Regions from separate parts of the Homo sapiens genome. Here all the other regions are linked to region 1. Evidence: read pairs that join two places in POLR2A ChIA-PET (ENCODE). Cell type or tissue: HepG2. All regions are shown on one strand.

The links. Peaks named below come from ENCODE experiments on the same cell type or tissue, not always from the same donor. Only the 100,000 strongest peaks of a DNase experiment are listed, where the experiment ranks them.
Region 2: POLR2A ChIA-PET joins it to region 1 with 7 read pairs; 3 of 35 experiments call an interaction of 5 or more read pairs at or near these places.
Region 3: POLR2A ChIA-PET joins it to region 1 with 6 read pairs; 3 of 35 experiments call an interaction of 5 or more read pairs at or near these places.

Annotation. Positions count from the first base shown.
Region 1 is chr6:63,505,878-63,513,877 of GRCh38, reverse strand. It overlaps a transcript of LGSN not described here. Among named protein-coding and RNA genes, the nearest start is that of PTP4A1, 63 kb to the left of the region's middle. In HepG2, a CTCF peak has its summit at 6,570 (motif pointing left); DNase peaks (open chromatin) are centred at 3,587, 4,026 and 6,576; H3K4me3 peaks cover 581 bases.
Region 2 is chr6:63,408,028-63,416,027 of GRCh38, reverse strand. It overlaps a transcript of LGSN not described here. Among named protein-coding and RNA genes, the nearest start is that of LGSN, 92 kb to the right of the region's middle. In HepG2, no CTCF peak of the experiment used is centred here; a DNase peak (open chromatin) is centred at 4,797; H3K4me3 peaks cover 936 bases.
Region 3 is chr6:63,421,658-63,429,657 of GRCh38, reverse strand. It overlaps a transcript of LGSN not described here. Among named protein-coding and RNA genes, the nearest start is that of LGSN, 110 kb to the right of the region's middle. In HepG2, no CTCF peak of the experiment used is centred here; a DNase peak (open chromatin) is centred at 2,617.

The DNA of each region.
Region 1 (8,000 bases):
GTGCAATGGTAGGATCTCAGCTCACGGACACCTCTGCCTCCTAGGTTTAAGCAATTCTCCTGCCTCAGCCCCGCGAGCAGCTGGGATTACAGGCACCCGCCTCCACACCCAGCTAATTTTTGTATTTTTAGTAGAGACGGGGTTTCACCATCTTGGTCAGGCTGGTCTCCAATTCCTGACCTCAGATGATCCACCTGCCTTGGCCTCTCAAAGTGCTGGGATTACAGGTGTGAGCTACCACACCTGGCCAATTGCTTTTCTAGTTGAATGTGCAAAAACAACATTAAGAACCACTACAAATTCCTCACACATAATTTTAAAACTAGAGTATGAAAAGTACTCCTAATTTATTATTACTTTTCCAAGAAGTGGCCAGAGAATTAATTCCAGGAAAAGGGGACTACGGCAAACATTGTAATTGGGTAACCATTATCCATGGCTCCCCTTATAAAAAAAAAAATCCCCATTTTATCTGGGGCAGCAGTGTGTGTGGCTCCATAACACTTTGTTGGATAATTACCTTCCTAGACTCCTTTGCTTTTGAGAAGACCAGTGTGGCACACAATCCTGCCAATGAGATTTCATGGCAATCTGCATAGGAGGCTTCTGGAGGTTTTTAAATCTTTGCAAAAGGGACAATAATAAGAAAAAAGTGTCCTTTACCATTTCTTTCTCGTTTGAAAGTAGATGAGGTATTTAGAACTATGACAGCTATGGAACAATGAAGTGAAAAGAATAAAGACAAAAGTCAGCACGTTAAGGACCCAGAGAAGAAAGAACCTGGACTCTTGGTTATATTTCAGAGGAGATGGACTAGGGATTGCCTCCCTCTAAATTTCTCTGGGCAAACACTGAATGTCCCTATGGTTTGGCCACTTTTAATTTCCTATTCTGTCAGTTGCTGCTGAAAGCATTCCCAATACAAATACGTATCTGTCTTGTTCTCTGCTTTAGTACGGAGAACAGTGCCCAACGTGTAATAAGTGATCAAAGAATGTTTGCTGAAAGAATAGAGTGAGTGGATTTTAGATCAGATTCTAAGCATCATACCAAAACTTGTGGGTAGTAAAGTTGTTGTATTTATTTTACACTGAATTTTTAGTTTGAGTATAATTTCCCTGAAACTATTTGCCTTACACTGCTTTTTCCATACTAACAAAATCTCAGATATGTTTATCCTTCAACATGTTATCTGAGGGAAGATAGACCCCTCTGCAGTCTCATAAAAGCCTATCTTAATTGATCTAAGCTAATCATGGTAGTCTCATACCCTTTGCACAATGAATGACTTATGCCTGGGTATGAGAGGCAACTGTGGCCAACGGAGCTAATTCTGTGGGGACTTCAGGAAAAATATTCCCCATTAAATAAAAAGTGGGGCATGGAAGATAATGATTCTAGGTCTTCATGTGATGTCAAGATATGCCCCAGCCACTTTGCAGCAATGAAGGATAAGGCTTGAGGACTAAGCCACCACGCAAAGAATGAGAGCATGAGGCTGGCTCCATGGCTCATGCCTGTAATCCCAGCACTTTGGGAGGCCGAGGCAGGTAGATCACTTAAGGCCAGGAGTTCCAGACCAGCCTGGTCAACATGGCAAAACCCTGCCTCTAATAAAAATACAAAAACTAGCTGGCAGCTGTGGCACATGCCTGTAATCCCAGCTACTCGGGAGGCTGAGGCAGGAGAATCGCTTGAACCCAGGAGGCAGAGGTTGCGGTGAGCCGAGATCACACCACTGCACTCCAGCCTGGGCAACAGAGCAAGACTTTGTCTCAAAAAGAAAAAAAAAAAGAACATGGAGCGAAGGAAAGAACTTGAGTCCTTAATGACGACTGAGCCAGTCCAGGAGCAGAACTACCTCCATACTTCTTGCCATATAGTAAAATAAGTATCCTTACAGTTTCACCACTTTTAATTTTTTCAATCTGCATCTGCTTGCTAGGGAATTATTAATTTTTTTAATTACTTGCAGCCAAGAACATCATAAATAGTATGTGGATTTAAACTGTCTTTCAAATGTGTACACATAAGTAGTAACAAATCCCAATGTGTATTTTTCATCATCTTCAGATTTGGAGAGTCATTTTCTCAGTAAGAAGCATAAGAAAAATTACACAGTAAAAATATTTTCCAATTTTGATTCTGAGGGACAATTCAAAACCATAAAATAATAAGCTCTGTTTCAGAAAAAATTTTAATACGTTAGATTTGGGGGTCTATAATCCAAAACATCTAGGTAAACTATAAACTGTCAAAATTTTAAAAATGCCCAGGTAATGATTTCAAATTCTCAAAGCTACATTTTAAGAATTCACTTGAGGCTGGGTGCGGTGGCTCATGCCTGTAATCCCAGCACTTTGGGAGGCCAAGGTGGGTGGATCACCTGAGGTCAGGAGTTCAAGACCAGCCTAACCAGCATGGTGAAACCCTGTCTCTACTAATGAAGTACAAAAATTAGCTGGGCGTGGTGGTGCATGCCTGTAATCCCAGCTACTCCGGAGGCTGAGGCAGAAGAATCGCTTGAACATAGGAGGCGGAGGTTTCAGTGAGCTGAGATTGCACCACTGCACTTCAGCCTGGGCTACAAGAGTGAAACTCCATCTCAAAAAAAAAAAAAAAAAAAAAAAAGAAATCTATTTACTTGTATAAGCTTGACCTAGAGTAGGGATCAGGATTTGTAGGGCTTCCATTGGGCTCATCTTATCATCTTATAGATATAGCGTGTTGCAGGAAGAGGTGGGAATGTAGAACCAGGCACTTGTGTTAAGTGCCCTGATTGTTACTCCTAGAGTAATAGGTGCCATGAGCATAGCACCATTGATCTCCTTATTCTACCAAGCACATTTTATTGCCATCATTAGCTTATCTGTCTAGCTGCTCCTCTAAATAATTCGCATCTTGACCGGGAGCGGTGGCTCATGCCTGTAATTCCAGCACTTTGAGAGGCAGAGGCAGGATGATCACCTGAGGTCAAGAGTTTAAGACCAGCCCTGGCCAACATAGTGAAATCCTGTCTCCACTGAAAATACAAAAATTAGCCAGGTATGGTGACATGCGCCTGTTGTCCCAGCTACTCAGGAGGCTGAGGCAGGAGAATCACTTGAATCCAGGAGGCAGAGGTTACAGTGAGCCGAGATTGTGTCACTGCACTCCAGCCTGGGTGACAGAGCGAGACTCTGTCTCAACAAAAAAAAAAAAAAAAAAAAAAAAAAAATTCGCTTCTTGAAGGAAGAGAACATGTTTTGCTTATTTCTGTATTCCTGACACTGAAGATGGTGCCTGGCACATAATAGATATTGAACGAAAGTGGGGAGAAGAGATTAACTCTGGGGGAATAGAATAAGGGGAAAAAAATCTAAATATTAAATACTGAGGAGTTATGACTTGAAGTGTTTAAAAAACTAAAAAAAAAAAAAAAAAAAGAAAGGTAGTCAAACCATAGAAAGATTAAGTGGTAACTAGAACTTACAAGGGTTAGTTTAACTTTTATGTTTTTTTTCCTTCTCCCTGGGAAAGTACCTTTGGGATCATGTGGTGTTTGTGCAAATCGCTTGGGTCTACACAGCACAGAGTGGGGCTAAAGTGCAGATGAGGTGGAACTAAGAAACAGCCTGTCCAAACAAGCATGATTTAGAGCAGTTGCCTCATATACTGGACCACTTTTTTAGTACTGAAGGCGGCAATGACATACTTTATGGCAGTCACAAGCTGCTTTTAGTATGTTAAATGAATGAATACAGGCAGTTCTTCTGGAAACTCAAGGGTTTGTTGTTGTTTCTTTCTATCTTTAAAAAATTCAAAAATAAACTTGCCCCAATATTAATTTTAACCGAAGCTTTATTAGATGGTTACATTTATAAATTTACACTTCATTTGTGATAGTCCTTAATTATAATTATCACATACTCATGTTTTGAAAAGTTAGTGAAACTTTCCCTAAAGAGCAGGGCTTTCTGTTCTACCTCCATACAAGGCACTATCAGTGTGGGAGGAAGGGCAAAACACTGTGCTAAACCTGGCCCCATCCCAGGTCTGCGACTAACCCGGGGCCTTGGCCAAGTCAGCTAGCCTATCTACTGTTTAGTTTCTGCATTTGTAAAACAGAGGCATGTGTGAAGACAATCTCTTATGATTTCCCCTAGCTCTAAAATTTTACTGTTATAACGTATTAAATGCCTATGTTTATAGGAACTGAAACGGTTAAGGTTTAATATTTACTCTATAAGCTAGGTTTATCACTTCATCCTTTATAACGAAATTTTCATCTTACACATTATTATATCATACATTTAAGAAACTATGGCAGCTATATAAAATAATACAAAAACTAAAAGGTATAATTAATATTTGATATATTTATTTTAATGTCGATTTCTACAAATATACAACATGCGCACACCTAATTGAGATTATACTGCATAGAGAGCTTTGTATCCTCGATTTCATTGAATTTTGTATTGTGAACATTTTCCCATTTTATTAAAAAAAATCCTTAAAAAATAGTATTTTTGGCCAGGCGTGGTGGCTCATGCCTGTAATCCTAGCACTTTGAGAGGCCAAGGCAGGCGGATCACCTGAGGTCAGGAGTTCGAGACCAGCCTGGCCAACATGGTGAAACCCTGTCTCTACTAAAACTGCAAAAATTAGCCAGAAGTGGTGGTGTGCGCCTGTAATCCCAGCTACTCAGGAGGCTGAACCTCAAGAATCGCTTGAACCTAGGGGGTGGAGGTTGCAGTGAGCTGAGATCGTGCCAGTGTACTCCAGCCTGGGCAACAGAGCGAGACTGACTCAAAAAAAAAAAGAAAATTTTTTTCCTTTATTACAAAATTTTATATTGTTAAATATAATATGAATACAAATAAACTATATAAATAATTATTATAAGGTGAACACCTGTAACTATCACCTCACTCAGTCACCCCAGAAATACTCTTTTTTTTTTTTTTTTCTTTTTTGAGACAGAGTTTTGCTCTTGTTGCCCAGGCTGGAGTGCAATGGCCCAATCTCGGCTCACTGCAACCTCCACCTCCTGGGTTCAAGCGATTCTCCTGCCTCAGCCTCCTGAGTAGCTGGGATTACAGGCATGCACCACCACGCCCGCCTAATTTTTTTGTTTTTTTAGTAGAGGCAGGATTTCGCCAAGTTGGTCAGGCTGGTCTCGAACTCCTGACCTCACATGATCCACCTGCCTCGGCCTCCCAAAATGCTGGGATTATAGGCGTGAGCCACCGTGCCCAGCCAGAAATACTCTTATAACATAACCATCTCCCTCCCTACTGAAGTGAATTACCCTAATGACTTTTAATCATTTATTTTTCTTTATAGTTTTGCTATGGTGTGTGCATCCCTATACATTATCATTTAGTGTTTCCTAAGAGTATAATTTTTAATGTATGTTTATTATTCTACTATATAAAGATACATAAATTCATACAACTTTTTAGCTTATTTTTTGGTGGTTTTAAAAAATTTTATTTTTTGGCTAGGTATCTGTTTACATAATGCAAAATTTTAAATGTTCAAAAGGGAAGGCAATCAAAAGTCTTACTACTACTTTGTTCTTCAGCCATCTGGCTATCTCTATAACCAGTTTTTAGGAAGTTGTTTTTGAGGAAAATGAGCCTAAGAATGGTATTGATATTTTTTCAGCTTTAATGTCCTAAACTAACCTCCTAAGTAGGTACAAAAATATAATTCTTAGAAAAGCATTCAAAAAGTTGATTTTTCTTTTATATGAAGTTGGCATAATTTCTGGAGTAAGATATGTGATTTTACTCTTGAACTAGTTAAATGTGTAACATTGAACAGTTAACCATGAATTGGTTGTGAAATAACCAAAGAAGGAAAATTAGGATCCAACTAGGTATAAATAGTGTGGTGGTATTTTACTTTGCTTGACTATGGAGCTGAGAGACCCAAGTTGCTTTTTTTTGTCTCTTGGGCATGATGGAAAACTCAACAGTTTCTTATGTTTTTGCTCTAGTAGATCAATAATGTCATGAAGATAACATGTTATACAAAAATGCATAATTCAGTTTGCATTAATGACAGAACTACCATCAACCTGTCTGAACAGTATACCATTTTTATGAAGCAGGGTTCTTTGGCTGTAAGAAACAAAAACAGGCTCTGCTTAACCTAAATAAAGGAAATTTACTGGGATAATTCAGGTACTCATTGTTTGGCAGAAAGGATGAAGAATCAGGCTTTGAAATGAACAGAGCCAATACAACTTATGAGGTCCAGGAACTGCTGATAACAAGAATGGTCTCATATGAAAACTGGCTTTGGATATTTTACTGGATTCTAATAGAAACTGTTCCTGATTGTGGAACACCAGGTGACTATGCAACTAGATCTACTCATCAGGATGTTATCAGATACAGTAAGTGATAAGTTTGGATGGGTGTATCATTAGACTTATGATATAAATGAAACATATGCATCCAGCTTGACCATATTCAAAAGGTATGAATGAATTATATGCACATGTATCTCAAACTTTCAGGTCATCTGTCTCTGTAGCACCAATAACCCTCCCTTAACTCACACTTGGGCCTCATGAAGGGAGGGGAGTAAGTGCCCCCTTCTGACTAAGTGATGGAATAAGAAATAACTTGGCCCAGTTTACACATGAATTCTCACAGTACATTAGCGATAGTGGAAAGTAAATTGCCACCACATTATAGTTCCACTCAAGGACGGAGGGACAGTTGTGAAAAGAAATCCTCTCTCCAGGCAGGCAATGTTATGAGTAGTGCGAATGGTCATTCACTTGGTATGGAGAGAGAAATGTACTTTGTATAGATACATGGGGACCCTGGGGAAGGTGGGAATGTCTTGGCTGGTTTGTCGGGGTAAGGCATCCTCATATTGGCTCTCCCATCTTCCCTTCCTCATTCTTCTACTCCCTCACTCCTGCTTCCCTGGGATTGCAGGGATACTAGTAAGATAGTGTCACGTGAACTTTTGTCTCAGGCTCTGTTTTGAGGGAAATCAACTTCTCTGAGATGTTCAGTGAGATATTTGTGGGCAAACCAGACTCCCTAACCAAATTACACATGCTTTACCAGAGCAACAATATATGTTCAGTGGTAGCTCAAGCTGTTTTTATGACCATTTTTCTTATTTTGGGAAGAAAATGAAGAGAAGCTTGTTCAAATTATTTTTGATAACTTTCATGTATGCCCGTTCTCTTAAAATCCTTCTACTAGGTTAACCATTTATAAAATAACTGGGTTAGCAATCAGAGATAGAAACCTGTTTGTGAACAGAATGAATAAGGAAATTGTGTCATCAACAAAACAAGAAGAGCTGGGCACAGTGGCTCATGCCTGTAATCCCAGCACTTTGGGAGGCCAAGGAGGGTGGATCACGAGGTCAGGAGTTCGAGACCAGCCTGGCCAACACAGTGAAACCTCGTCTCTGCTAAAAACACAAAAAATTAGCCGGGCGTGGTGGTGGGCACCTGTAATCCCAGCTACTTGGGAGGCTGAGGCAGGAGAATCACTTGAACCTGGGAGGTGGAGGTTGCAGAGATCCGAGATCCCACCATTGCACTCCAGCCTGGGTGACAGTGCGAGACTTGTCTCAAACAACAACAACAACAACAACAACAACACCACCACCACCAACAACAACAAGAAGAACTTATCTCCTTTCCATGAGAAAAATCAATATGTAATCAAAATTTTTATTTTATTTAAAACTACCCAAAAGATTGAATTTGACTTTTTCTAGATACCATTCACTATGTCAAAAACCTAAGCAAAGAATGTAAATAACTTTCAAAGTATTTCTTCCACTCTACTCCTGATGAGTCTAAAGTTAAACAACTGAAAACTGCCTCCCTCAGTTTAACATTTGGCACATCTCTTTTTAAGGACTTCGAAGATACCCTGTGTCCCATTACAAATAAAATATGACGGCTGGGCGCAGTGGCTCATGCCTGTAATCCCAGCACTTTGGGAGGATGAGGTGGACGGTCAGGAGTTTGA
Region 2 (8,000 bases), 98 kb after region 1:
TGGTCAGGAAAACAGGGAATAAGGACCTTTTGCTTCATTTTGGATGTTTTATTTTATTTAATCTATTAGATCAATGAATGGCCTCCTCCCAATGCATGCATTCTCCATGTATTTGATGGTATTAGATGTAAGAATAATAAATGCCCGGGTGAATCTAAAGAGAGTTCACATAACGCTACCTACTCAACATCTATGGGAGTACCGAATGAAAATGTGCAAAGTAAAATGCATCAACAATTTAGAACTTCATGAAGTAGCAAAGCATAATGATTGGAGAAGCTCTTTTGACTTTTAGGCAGTGGAAGTCGCTCTAGCTATCTCAAGAAATGAGGGTTGATATGGTTAGGCTTTCTGTCCCCACTCAAACCTCACCTTGAATTATAGTCCTCATAATCCCCATAATTCCCACGAGTCAAGGGAGAGACCAGGTAGAAATAATTGGATCATGAGGGCGCTTTCGCCCATGCCATTCTCATGATAGTGAGTTCTTATAAGATTTGATGGTTTTGTCAGGGGCTCTTTCCCCTTCCCTCGGCACTTCTCCTTTCTGCTGCCTTGTGAAGAAGGTGCCTTGCTTCCCCTTTGCCTTCCACTATAATTGTAAGTTTCCTAAGGCCTCTCCAGCCATGCTGAACTGTGAGTCAATTAAACTTTTTTCCTTTATAAATTACCCAGTCTTGGGCAGTTATTTTTATTTTTTATTTTTTGAAATGGAGTCTCCCTCTGTTTCCCAGGCTGAAGTACAGTGTCTCAATCTCAGCTCACCGCAAACTCCGCCTCAAGGGTTCAAGAGATTCTCCTACCTCAGCCTCCTGAGTAGCTGGGATTACAGGTGCATACTAGCATGCCTGGTTGTATTTTTATTACAGACAGGGTTTCAGGGTTTCTCCATGTTGCTCAGGCTGATCTCGAACTCCTGACCTCCTAGGTGATCCACCTGCCTCAGCCTCCCAAAGTGTTGGAATTACAGGCGCGTCCCACTGTGCCCTGTGGGCAGTTCTTTATAGCAGTATGAAAATGAACTAATTGAGGGGGATATTTTATTTTATTCTTTATTTTAAAAAGTCTCCATTTTTAAATTTTTAAAGTTTTCATTTTTAATTTAATTTTTTTTAAAGGGCGTCTGGCTCTGTTGCCCAAGCTGGAGTGTAGTGGCATAACCTTGGCTCACTGCAACCTCTGCCTCCCAGGCTCAAGCAATCCTTCCACCTCAGCCTCCTGAGTAGCTGGGACTACAGGCCCACACCACCACACAAGGCTAATTTTTGTATATTTTGTAGAAATGGGATTTGGCCATGTTGCCCAGGCTGGTCTTGAATTCCTGAGCTCAAGTGAACTGCCTCTGAAAGTGTTGGGATTACAGGCACGCGCCATCGCGCCCAGCACATTTTCTATTTTTTTAAAGCTTTATTAAGGTATAATTGATATATAAAAAGCTGCACATATTTAATATGTACAATTTTATTAGTTTGTGCATATGCAAACACTGGTAATAGCATTACCATAATCAAGGTAATAGACATAATCAACACCTCCTAAAGTTTCATTGTGTCCCTTTGGGTTTTTTTCTAAAGAATACATATCTACTCTCTTAAGAATTTTGAAGACTACAATATTATATACATTATGATGTATAGCACTTTTTCATCTAACAAAACTGAAACTTTATACTTATTGAACGACAGGTTCTCAAGGAAATGGGGGGATATTTTACAGATGTATGTGACAACAAAAATATCAAGGATCTCATAGGATTTCTTGAAAGAATAAAGACTAATATTTTTTTTTTGGCACCTCAGGTGCATCAGGCCCTGTGCCACATAGTTTATACCCAGCAGCCCATTTAGCTCTCCTGAAACAAAACAAAACAAAACAAAATTAAGACAGTATTATTATCTTCATGTCTTGAGGCTAAGATGTTGTGACTTGATCATAGTTATGAAGCAGAACATGGGAGAGGAAGTACAGTGTTTGTGATTCCAGTGGCCACTCTTCTCGACTGGCCCCCTATTAATTACAAGCCTTTAATAACAGCCACCAATACTGAATATATTGGTGAATATAATAATGAATCCTCTTGCCTCTAATATTCAAGATAGCCATGGTGATTTAGTTGAATATAAATGAATTATATATATACACATGAAAGCTAGTATATATTCTAACAATAATTACTAACTTTAAAGGATAATCGGAACTCTATTCTGTTTGCACTTACTATCTTATCCTATTAAGGCAAAATCATTTCAGATTATTAAATATGACATTAATGTAGAAATAATTTTATGGCATTTTACCTTTATATGAAGTAACTCAATTATTTGTAAAAAGAGGGATAATCATGTCACAACCTTTGTGCAATACATATAGTGGGTGGAAAATGACATTTTAGTTTTAATTAGGATAATTTGAGATTCCTGCTGAGAAGTTTGCCTAAGGTCACAGAACTACTCAGAGCTAGAAATACAGCACAGGAATCTCTATTTCTAGCCCAATGATCCACTTAGTTAAAACAGGGCTTATGCTATTCATAAAGCAATGTCATCAGTCACAAATCTGTTAAGTAAGAGAGGAGTAAAAATTAGATATTAGGAGAAACAACCATTTATGTAATAAATGTCAGCCAATCTTTCTTTTTAAATTAATTTCATAATATTGTGTATCCATTTCTTAGAAGAAAAGTTTTATAAATTTAGGAAAAGAATATAACTATTCTTGATTATCAGTTTCCTTGGTTGAAATGAAATTGCATTTAGAGTTCATTTTGTAAAGCTTCAATGGTGTCTCTAAAATTACATGTCAAATAATAATAGATTATTATTAATTATACAGATCTCCATGATAATCCATAACCTCTGTAATGTATGGTGTTGCTTTACATTTTATTAATATGAGTGTTCAACACTGGTAGTTTAATTCAGAAACTGTTTTTACTTTTTCAGGATTTGTATAATGGTTTATAGGGATTATGATACCCCATGTATTGTTCTCACCTTATTGACTTATTTTAGCACATGATTTTATGATCAATTTCTTCTTTCTAACTTGCCCTCATTTCTTTTCTTTTCTCTTTCTTTCCTTCTCTCTTCCTTTCTTCCTTCCTTCCTTTCTTCCTTCCTTTCTCTCTCTCTCTTTCTCTCCCTCTTTCTTTCTCTTTCTCTTACTCTCTCTCTCCCTTCCTTCCTTTCTTCCTTCCTTTCCTTTCCTTCCTTTCCTTCCTTCCTTCTTTCCTTTCTTTCCTTCCTTCCCTTCCTTCCTTTCTTTCTTTCTTTCTTTCTTTCTTTCTTTCTTTCTTTCTTTCTTTCTTTCCTTCCTTCCCTCTTTCTTTCTTTCTTTCTCTTTCTTTCTTTCTTCCTTTCCTTCCTTTCCTTCCCTTCCTTCCCTTCCTTCCCTTTCTTTCCCTTCTTTCCCTTTCCCTTTCTTTCCCTCTTTCTTTGCCTCTTTCTTTCCTTCCTTCCTTTCTTTCTTTCTTTCTTTCTTTCTTTCTTTCTTTCTTTCCTTCTTTCTTTCTTTCTTTCTTTCTTTCTTTCTTTCTTTCTTTCTTCTCTTTCTTCTCTCTCTTTTTCTTTCTTTCTTTCTTTCTTGCTTTCTTTCTTTCTTTCTTTCTTTCTTCTTTCTTTCTTTCTTTCCTTCTTTCATCTCTCTTTCTTTCTTTCCTTTCTTGATGGAGTCTTGCTCTGTTGCCCAGGCCAGAGTGCAGTGGGGCGATCTCAGTTCACTGCAACCTCCGCCTCCTGGGTTCAAGTGATTCTCCTGCCTCAGCTGCCTGAGTAGCTGGGATTACAGGCTTCTGCCACCATGTCCGGCTCATTTTTGTATTTTTAGAAGACACAGGGTTTTGCCGTGTTGGCCAGGCTGGTCTCGAACTCCTGACCTCAAGTGATCTGCCCACCTCAGCTTCCCAAAGTGCTGGGATTACAGGCGTAAGCCACTTTGCCCGACCTGCCCTCATTTCAAGTCTCTAAAAACAATCCTGAAAATTCACTATTTTAAGTTTTTCTCTTTACCTTTAGTATAAGAAGAAATAAAAACTCATTTTATTTCTACTTGTTTTGTTTGCTTACCCAGAAATATTTCTACATAAGATATTTTATTTTAGAGTTTTTAATTGCGAAATGTTCATTGAATACTTGCACATTTGATAGTGCTTAAGTATTTTAGCACAATTTTTTTTCTTTTTTGAGACAGGGTCTCACTCTGTCACCCAGGCTGGAGTGCAGGGGGACCATCATGACTCAGTGCAGCCCCAACCAACCTCAGCCTGGGCCCAAGGGATTCTTGTGCTTCAACATCCTGAGTAGCTGGGACTACAGGTGCACACCACCACATCCAGCTAATATTTTTTATTTTTTGTAGACTCAGAGTCTGACCATGTTGTCTTGGTTAGCTCAAACTCCTGGGCTCAAAGGATCCTCCCTTCTCGGCCTCCCAAAGTACTCGGATTACAGGTGTAGCCACCATGCCTGGCCTTAGCACAATATTAAGCACTTCATAAGGCCTCAATAAAAATTAATTTTATTATTATTACCATTAATAGTGTGAGCAGCGCAATAGAACTATAGATCAAGTCTCTGTCTTCAAGGACAGATCTTAAAATTCAGTAATGGAGGAGATATGGCATGTAGAAAGAAGATGACACACAAGCCAAGGCTATGTCCTAGTGTAACTTATCTCTGATGCCCTTGCCTACTTTCTCCTTACCTGCTATCCCCTTTACTTGATAACTAACAAAACCGAAAACTGAAAGTAACTGGGAGAATGTCTGCGTAAATGTTAGCTCACAGCGTAATTCCTGGTGCTTGGGAAAATTCCAAATCACGAATATAGACTTTGACCAAGAGATCTTTGGGACAGTCAATATTATTCTTTAGAGAGCTGGCAAAATTTCTAGTCAATTTTAGGAAGAGGCCCTTGGAGTATTTCTGGAGTCCTGAGGCTACTTTGGAGATGAGATGAACTGTAGTTGTGTGTCTGAGAAATAATCCTGATAAATTTAGGCACAATTTACATTTCCTACTAACTCAGTAGGTGTCTCTAAATATCCCCAAGAAATAGCCTGTACTGACATTTCTGGCCTAGCTTTATGCCAAACCTCGTTGCTTAGGAATTGGAAAAAAACTGGTTTTGACCTGAGGAAGTGGTATGTTTGGAGCATGAGGCAGCAACCATTTACCAGCATGTGGGGTCATTAAGATTTCATGAGCTTTTTCTGTGCTACTCAAGTCCACCAAAATTGTTTCAACACCTATTAAGTGCCCAATACCATACTAAATACTTGGTTAAAACACATGTCATAGGTTCTTGTCCTTGAATAGCTTAACAATTTCCAAGGAGCAGGTTTTAAACTGCGTTCATTGCACTTTATGGTTCCAAGAAAGAAGCCCCAGAGCCAATACTGGCTTTAGTGTAATTTTAGAATTGCACCTAGCACATAATAAATGCCCAAATTGTGTTAGCCTTGTGGGTTTATAGTTCAACTGAAAAACTTTTATTGGCTTTATACCATTGATATATATTTATATATTGATCTGAATAAGATTTTATTTGAAAAAAGTTTCTGCTGCTAAATAAAGTTTAAAAAACTAATGATCTCAGGTATCTCATTTCAGAGTCGTACTAAAAATTAATATAAACATTCCATAAAGACTTTACTCAATTTTATAATATTATAGAGTCCCACTTTTGATTAAATGAATGTCTACAAAAAGTCAAAACATTTTGACTAATATGTACACTTTACTGAGTTTAGAATGGACCAATTATAGATAATAGGAAACAAGACTTATAGCCACAAACATTATGAAACTTTGTATGTGTCAAACCTGTACCCGTTTTTGTGAACATTATAAAGGATAACATGTATTGAGTGCCAGGTACTATTCTAAATCATTTTAAATATTTTATGTCATATCTTCATAGCCATATTAAGAGACAGGTACTATTTTATAGATGAGGTAATACCTTATTATTTTATTTTATTTTAATTTTTTTGAGATGGAGTCTTGCTCTTTTGCCCAGGCTGAAGTGCAGTAGCACTATCTTGGCTCACTGCAACCTCCGCCTCCTGTGTTCAAGCAGTTCTTCCTGCCTCAGCCTCCCGAATAGCTGGGATTACAGGCACCCACCACCATGCCCGGCTAATTTTTCTATTTTTAGTAGAGATGAGGTTTCGCCATGTTGGCCAGGCTGGTCTTGAACTCCTGACCTCAAGTGATCTGCCCATCTCGGCCTTCCAAAGTGCTGGGATTACAGGTGTGAGCTGCCACACCCGGCTGAGGTAATAACTAAAGACTAGAAATATTTAACATGACCCAAATCATGTAGCAAAAAAGTCTGTTTGTATAAAAACACAAGGCCATCTGAGCTATTAAGTATTATTATCCCAATTTTATAAATGCAGAAACTGAGATCTGAAATATCAGAATTTTTGTCTTAAATTATACAGCTATTAACTGTCAGAGCTGAAATTTAAAATAAGGTCATCTGACCCCAAATCTGGTATTTAAGGACTACCATAATGGTTAGAAATAGTTAAAACTTAGCAAAATATAAATTGGTTGTTTGTAACAATTGTGTAAAGTGAATACTTGATCAAGAAGTTTAGATATATGTAAAAATTTCTTAAAATACTTGATCAAGAAGTTTAGATATATGTAAAACTATCTTAAAAAGCCTGAATAGACTGACTAGATTACATTTTGTGGTTATTAATATATCTAAAGAAAGATTACATTAATCTAAAGAAACACTTAACATCTTTGTTGAGATATATCCCTAAGTGTTTCATGTATTTATGACATTACAAAAAATATTTTTGGCTGGGTGTGGTGGCTCACACCTATAATCTCAGTGCTTTGGGAGACTAAGGCAGGAATATCACTTGAGGGCAGAAATCTGAGATGAGCATGGTTAACACAGCATGATCCTGTCTCTACAAAATATTTTAAAAAGTAGCTGGGCGTGATGGTGTGCACCTACAGTCCTAGTTACTTGGGAGGCTGAGGCAGGAGGATCACTTGAGCCCAGAAGTTCGAGGCTGCAATGAGCTATAATTGCACTACTGCACTCCAGCCTGGGCAATAGAGTAAGACTCCATCTCAAAGAAAAACAAAGATATTTAAAAATACTTAATCCTGATTATTTACTGCTAGTATATAGAAATACTTTTTTTTGATGGGGTTGTTTGTTTTTTTCTTGTAAATTTGTTGGAGTTCATTGTAGATTCTGGATATTAGCCCTTTGTCAGATAAGTAGGTTGCGAAAATTTTCTCCCATTTTGTAGGTTGCCTGTTCACTCTGATGGTAGTTTCTTTTGCTGTGCAGAAGCTCTTTAGTTTAATTAGATCCCATTTGTCACTTTTGGCTTTTGTTGCCATTGCTTTTGGTGTTTTAGACATGAAGTCCTTGCCCATGCCTATGTCCTGATTGGTAATGCCTAGGTTTTCTTCTAGGGTTTTTATGGTTTTAGGTCTAACGTTTAAGTCTTTAATCCATCTTGAATTAATTTTTGTATAAGGTGTAAGGAAGGGATCCAGTTTCAGCTTTCTACATATGGCTAGCCAGTTTTCCCAGCACCATTTATTAAATAGGGAATCCTTTCCCCATTGCTTGTTTTTCTCAGGTTTGTCAAAGATCAGATAGTTGTAGATATGTGGCGTTATTTCTGAGGGCTCTGTTCTGTTCCATTGATCTATATCTCTGTTTTGGTACCAGTACCATGCTGTTTTGGTTACTGTAGCCTTGTAGTATAGTTTGAAGTCAGGTAGTGTTATGCCTCCAGCTTTGTTCTTTTGGCTTAGGATTGACTTGGCGATGTGGGCTCTTTTTTGGTTCCATATGAACTTTAAAGTAGTTTTTTCCAATTCTGCAAAGAAAGTCATGGGTAGCTTGATGAGGATGGCATTGAATCTATAAATTACCTTGTGCAGTATGGCCATTTTCATGATATTGATTCTTCCTACCCATGAGCATGGAATGTTCTTCCATTTCCTTGTATCCTC
Region 3 (8,000 bases), 84 kb after region 1:
TTCAAGCGATTCTCCTGCCTCAGCTGCCTGAGTAGCTGGAATTACAGGCGCCCGCGACCACACTCGGCTAATTTTTGTGATTTTAGTAGAGATGGGGTTTCACCGTGCTGGCCAGGCTCGTCTCGAACTCCTGACCTCAAGTGATTTGCCTGCCTCAGCCTCCCAAAGTGCTGGGATTACAGGCGTGAGCCACCACACCTGGCCCAGATTTCTTGATTTTTAAGAAATGTTTGAGTCTGTATACTTTCGGCTGGTCCAATTCATATATAATATAGCATAGTTCTTTCATAGATTTTGTTTATATTTGTTCTGAGGAGATACAATAAAATCTCTTATTAAAAAATAGCCAAAATAGTGAGAGGAAAGGATTTTATCAATGAAGGAAGTAAAAATATGGCATCTGGGTTCATATAGTCCCAATATTTAAAAAAGTGAGACTTACATCCAAATACCTTATTGTTACTAATTTTGTCACACTTTTCCCACTTGTAATACCTGCTTGTTAATTGTCTTCAGTTAGACTGCAGACTTTGTGCTAATGGGACCATGCTTTTCTCTGACTGCTTAACTGCTGAAGCCTCATGTAATGTCTAGCAAAGACTTGGTTTTGAGGTCAAGAATTTGCTGTAATTTTTTCTTTTTAAGAGATGGGGTCTTGCTATGCTGCCCAGGCTGGCCTCAAACTCCTGGGTAGCTCAGGAATACCTCAGCCTCCTGAGTAGCTGGGACTATAGGTGTGCACCACCATGCCCAGCTGCTATAATTTTCTTAATGAACAATTTTCTCCATCATAGTTTCTTAGAGAAAATTTCATCTTATGAGAGCTGAAACATCAGGGATCCTGACTTCTCTATGAGCCATGAATCTTTGAGGACATTTCTTTGGATGTGAATGAAGAAATGGGAGCACCTAATTTGCAAGCTAGTTCTGGGTCACAAGATTGTCTATCTAGAAGTTGTTGTGAAGGCTGTGCTGGAATGTCCTGCTCATTTAAAAGAATTATGCCTGGTCGGGTGCGGTGGCTCATGCCTGTTATCCCAACATGTTGGGAGGCCAAGGCGGGTGGATCACTTGAGGTCAGGAGTTCGAGACCAGCCTGGTCAACATGGTGAAACCCCGTCTCTACTAAAAATACAAAATTAGCTGGGCATGGTGGTGCACGTCTGTAGTCCCAGCTACTCGGGAGGCTGAGGCAGGAGAGTTGCTTGAACCTAGGAGGCGGAGGTTGCTGTGAGCCAAGATCGCGCCATGGCACTCCAGCCTGGGTGACAGAGTGAGACCCCATCTCAAAAATAAATAAATAAATAATAAATAATTATGCCTGTATTCATTCATTTGTCCAGTTCTGAAAATAAATACCTTATATTCCAGCCACAAAACTAAAAGTAGCTTTACTTAAATAAGGAGGAGGATGCAAACTGGAACACAAGCAGCATTTTAGTAGGGAAGAAGGTAGGTTGGGGAACCTGCTTTATTGTGCAAACGTTTTATTTTTATGAGGTGTTATTAATAGTAGTGTTTGGTTAGAAGAAAATAAACACCTACAGCAACTGGAATGTTGCTCTCAGCATGAGGAAAATCACAAATATAGCTGTTTTATTTTTAATGACAATTTACTTTTGTGATAAAAACAGCGTAATTTAATTATATATTGAATTAAAATAATTATGCTAGATTTATTGTGTTATTTTTTTGAATACTGGGATATATAGATAATTAGGTGCCTATTAATAGATTTTTTTTTAAATCAATAACTTGAAGAAAATGGGTTTCTAGTGTTGGCTACAATTTTATGTAAACTGATTATCTTAGATTGATTCTTAGATGTGAGCAGAGTTTTGAGGGAGCCAGAGTATATTTAACATTTTGGTAATTTGATTATGATAATAGTTCTCTGGTCACAAGAAGACAGCGTCCCTGTTCATAATCTTATTTTAACTAAACTACCCACAAGGAGAAAACAGATTTATAATAATTTAGTCACCATAAAACCTCTGAATTGCTGGGAAAAGGCTTAGAGAGTATAAACTGAAGAGAACTGATTTGACTGGCAAACTACTGTGAACTATTTTTATGCTGTGTATTTGTTTTCCAAACATTTCAAATTAGCACATTAAAAAATTGAGAATCTGTACTGAGACACTTTATATTGTGAGGGCAGATCAGGAATAGCCTATTTTTTCTCCTATAATCTGCCTCGGCTTATATTTTTAGTTTTCCAGCACCTGAGTAAGGAAAAATACGAGTTTGAGGTATAGCAATGACCATGATGTTTATTATCTCGGGTGGAAAAAGTAACTATGAAAAAGAGGGAGGCCGGGCATGGGGGCTTATGCCTGTAATCCCAGCACTTTGGGAGGACGATGTGGGTGGATCACCTGAGGTCAAGAGTTCAAGACCAGCCTGGCCAACATGGTGTAACCCCATCTCTACTAAAAATACAAAATTAGCCAGGTGTGGTGGCACATGGCTGTACTCCCAGCTACTTGGGAGGCTGAGGCAGGAGAATTGCTGAACCTGGGAGGTGGTGGTTGCAGTGAGCCGAGATTGCGCCATTGTACTCCTGGGTAACAAGAACAGAAACTCTGTCTCAGGAGAAAAAAAAAAAAAAAGGGAAAGGTCTGTAAATTTCCGGGTGTCAGTCATTAGTTAATTATTTATTTGATTGTCCTGAATTGCCATATGAATATAAAAGGACATTAGTTGTGTCCAAGATATCAAGGATGAAAAGACAGGACACATTGATTTTATGAGCTGTTTTATGCCACAGTCATTCAGAATGTCAAGAAAATAGTTTGTTCTTGACATACACTTAATAAAGGAAAATTTAAAACCAATACCTGGGCCAAGTGTGGTGGCTCACACCTGTAATCCCAGTGCTTTAGGAGGCCAAGGCAGGTTGATTACTTGAGGCTAAGAGTTCAAGACCAGCCTGGCCAACATGGCAAAATCCTGTCTCTACTGAAATACAAAAATTAGCCAGGCATATTGGCACCACACCTGTAGTCCCAGTTACTCAGGAGGCTGAGACATGAGAATTACTTGAACCTGGGAGGTGGAGGTTGCAGTGAGCTGGGATTGTGCCATTGCACTCTAGCCTGGGCAACAGAGCGAGACTCTGTCTCAAAAATAAATAAATAAATAAATAAATAAATCTAAATAACTTTATGCAGCCTACAGTTACCTGGGTTACACTCAGGCACAAGGAAAAATGGCAAACACTTCGTTTGTGTGTGTATATGAAGTTGGTAGAGGGCGGGAAGTAGTTGAGGGTTGCATAGTTCTAATATCAATTTTATAGCATCTCTTTAGACTATAATTGCGTTTATGGAGTTTAGCAACTCCCAGTTGGATCAGCTTAAATTTAATTTATATTAGAATTGCAGAATTCCAAAGGGAAAAGCAAATCTCTAAGGATCATAAAACTTGGATGCTAGGAAGTTAATATCTTTTATGAAATACAGTGTGAAACAACCACCACTCTTCATAATTTGGAAAAATGTGTGCTATCACAGTCAATGACCTGAAGGCACTGCCACCTTTTCAAGTATTTTCTTATCATGTCAAGTTTCTGAGAATTGTGGTCCTTTCCCTTGCATTAAAAAAAAAGTTTTTAAATTCCATTTTTAATATTGAGTAATTTTAGATTTACCTGCAGTTGTAAGGAATAATACAGAGACAGATCTTGTGTACCCTTTACCGAGTTTCCTCCAATGGTAGTGCCTTGCAAAACTATAATATAACTGAGTATATACACATATATAATATAACTATTTATATAATACAACTGAGATATTGGAATTAATATAGTCAAGATACAGTATATTTCTTTTTATTGTTTTTATTTTTATACAGGTGGGGTCTCACTATGTTGCCCAGGCTTGTCTTGAATTTTTGGACTGAAGCAATCCTCCTGCCCCAGCCTCCCAAAGTGCTGGGTTTACAGCCATCAGCCACCCACCAAGATCCAGTATATTTCTGTCACCACCAGGATCTCTTGTGTTGCCTTTTATGTATACCTACTTCCCTTCTCCCTTCCCCCGCTCCCTAACTTCGACAACTGATTTATTCTCCATTTCTATAGTTTTTTCATTTCAAGAATGTTATATGAATGGAATCAGTATGTAACCTTTTGGGATTAGCTTTTTTCCCCACTAAGTAGTATTATCTGGAGATTCATTTAAGTTGTGGCATGTATGAATGTCCAGTCTTTTTTTTATTTCAGAGTAGTATTCCATGGCATGAACTTACCAAAATTTGTTTAATCCATTCACCCAGTGAAAGGTAGCTGGATTGTTTCCAGATTTTAGCTATAATGAATTAAAGCTGCTATAAGCATTCATGTACAGGTTTTTGCATGAACATTGGTCTTTATGTCTTTGGGATAAGTGCCTAGGGATACAGTTGCTGGGTTGTACAGTAGTTGCATGTTTAGCTTTTTAAGAAACTGTCAAACTGCTTCTGCAGAGACTACCATTTAACATTCTCAATAGCCTTCTGTGAGTGATACAGTTTCTCCATATTCTTGCTGGCATTTAGTGTCACCATTTTTCATTGTAGCCATTCTGATAGGTATGTAGTGATATCTCATTGTGCTTTAATCCGTAATTCCCTGATTGGTAATCATGTTGAACATCTTTCCATGTGCTTATAGCCATCAGTAGAATGTCTTATGTCTTTTATCCATTCTGGAATTGAATTGTTTATTTTTCTACTGGTGAATTTTTTTTCTTTTTCTTTTTTTATGGAGATAGGGTCTAACTCTTTTGCCCAGGCTGGAGTGCAGTGGCACATCACAGCTCACTGCAGCCTTGAACTCCTGCACTCAAGAGATCCTCCCACCTCAGCCTCCTAAACAACTAGGACTACAGGCACGCAGCACCATGCCTGACTAATTTTTAAACTTTTTGTAGAGATGGGTTTCACTATATTGCCTAGGGTGGTCTTCAACTCATGGCCTCAAGAAATCCTCATTCCAAAGTTCTGGAATTACAAGTGTGAGCCACTGTGCCTGGCTTTTACTGGTGAATTTTGAGAGCTCTTTTTATATTCTAGTTATTAGTCCTTTCTTGGATATGTATTCTGCAAGTACTGGTTTATAGATTTCACTGTTTTGTATGTGTGTGTGTGTGTGTGTGTGTGTGTGTGTCTGGTTTTGGTTTCAGGACAATACTAGCATTATAAAATAAACTGGGAAGGGTTCCTTACTCTTTGATTTTCTGGAAGATATTGTGTAGAATCAGTGTAAATTCTTCTTGAAATATTTGGTAGAATTCTCCAGTGAAAATATCTAGGCCTGGAGATTTCTTTTATGAGAGTCTTAAAATTATGAATTCAATTTCCTTAATGGTTATAGGGAGACTCAAGTGATCCTTTTCATATTGGATGAGTTTTGGTAGTTTATTTATTTTATTTTATTTTTGAGGAATTTATTCATTTTATCTAGATTTCAAATTTATATGTATACAGTTGTTTGTAGTGCTCCCTATTATAGTTTTGATGTCTGTAGTGATATCCCCTATTTCTGATATTGGTAATATGTGCCTTCTTTCTTATTTTCTTTGTCAGTATTGCTAGAATTTTACTCAGTTTTTCTTTCTTTCTTTCGTTTTGCTTTTGAGACAGAGTTTTGCTCTGTTGCCCAGGCTGCAGTGTAGTGGCATGATCTTGGCTCACTGCAACCTCCGCCTCCCAGGTTCAAGTGATTCTCCTGCCTCGGCTTCCTAAGTAGCTGGGATTACAGGCATGCGCCACCATGCCCGGCTAATTTTTTTGTATTTTTAGTAGAGATGGGGTTTCACCACGTTGGCCAGGATGGTCTCGAACTCCTAACATCAAATGATCTGCCTGACTCGGCCCCCCAAAGTGTTGGGATTATAGGCGTGAGCCATCATGCCTGGTCAGTTCTATCAGTTTTTTTCTTCAAGTATTTTGCCACTTTGTTGTTTGATATATGCACATTTGGGATTATTTCTTCTTGGTGGATTACTTTTTTATTATTACATAATTTATTTTTATTTTATTTTTTACTCTTTATACAGGGTCTCGCTTTGTCACCCAGAATGGAGTACAGTGGTGCAATCTTGGTTGACTGCAACCTCTGCCTCTGGGGTTCAGGTGATCCTCCCACCTCAGCCTCCTGTGTAGCTAGGACTACATGCTTAGCTATTTTTTTTTTTTTTTTGGTAGAGACAGAGTTTTGCCATGTGCATAGGCACATCTTGAACTCCTGGACTCATGAAATCTGCCTGCCTCCTGCAGTGCTGGGAGTTTACAGGCATGAGCCACTTTGCCCAGATTATTATTATTTTTTTGAGACATGGTCTCACTCTGTCACCCAGGCTGGAGTGCAGTGACACAATCGCAGGTCACTGCTGTTCGGCCTCCTGGCTGGAGCAATCCCCTCACCTCAGCCTACTGAGTAGCTGGGTCTACGGATTGGCACCACTGCTCCTGGCTCATTTTTTATTTTTTGTAGAGACAGGATCTCATTGTGTTGCTCAAGCTGGTCTTCAACTCCTAAAATCAAGTAATCCTCCCATCTTGACCTCCCAAAGTGTTGGGATTACAGAAGTGAGCCACTGTACCTGATTGAAGCCTACTTTAAGTGATATTAGTTTAGCCACTCTTCTTTTGATTAATGCTAGCATGCTATTTTTTCTATCATTTTACTTTCAAACTATTTATTCTTATAAATAGGATATAGTTGGCTTATGTTTTCTTAATCCACTATGCCAATCTCTGTCTTTTAATTGGGGTATTTAAACCAATTACATTTAATAGAACTATTGATACATTAGGAGTGAAGTCTGCCATTTTGTTTTTTGATTTTCTGTTTGTACTTTCTGTTTTTTGTGTCTCTATTTTTCTTTTCCCTGTCTTCCTGGGGGTTACTTGAACAATTTTTAGAATTGTATTTTGATTATCTATAGTATTTATTTCTTATTTTTATTTCTAAGTTTTACTTTTCTGTATATATAGTATTTTCGTGTGTATCTCTTTGTATAGACATTTGAGGGAAAGGTAATATGTTATATATACATAACTTATCTCAGTCTACTAATGTCATCATGCAAATTGTTTACTCCTATAGGTAAATGGGTATCTCTTTTTTTAACAGAATTTATTTTTTAGATAATTTATAGGTTCATAGCAAAATTGAGCAGAAAGCACAGAGTTTTCATATAACCCATTCTCATATATACTGCATATATACAGCCTACCCACTATCAACACTGGACATTAGAATGGTATATTTTGTTACATCTCTTACTGTTTTAAGATTTTTTTGGGGGACCAGGCACAGTGGCTTACATCTGTAATCCCAGCAATTTGGGAGGTCGAGGTGGGCAGGTAACCTGAGGTCAGGAGTTTGAGACCAGCCTGGCCAACATGGTGAAACCCTGTCTCTACTAAAAATACAAAAATTAGCCATGTGTGGTGGCACATGCCTATAGTCCCAACTTCTAGGGAGGTTGAGGTGGGAGGATCGCTTGAACCCGGGAGGTAGAGGTTGCAGTGAGCTGAGATCACGCCACTGAACTCCAGCCTGGGCGACAGACAGAGCAAGACCCTGTCTCAACAAAACAACAAAAAATTTTTTTGGTCTTTCATTTGCAGAAATTTGACTATTATATGTATCTTCCTGTGGGTTTCTTTGGGTTTGTACCATTTGGGTTTCACTCAGCTTCTTGAATTTGTATGTTCATATCTTTTTTGTCAAAGTTGGGAAGTTTTCAGCTATATTTATTTCTTCAACTACTTTTTCATTCATGCCCTCTTTTTTCTTTCCCTCCAGAACTGTGAGGACAAGAATGTTAGAACTTTTTTTATAGTCTCACAGTTCCCTAAGGACTTGTTCATTTTCTTCCCTATTTTCTCTCTATTGTTCATATTGAATAATTTCTTTCTTTTTTTTTCTTTCTTTTTTTGAGACGGAGTCTCACTCTGTCGCCAGGCTGGGGTGCAGTGGCTCAATCTTGGCTCATTGCAACCTCCGC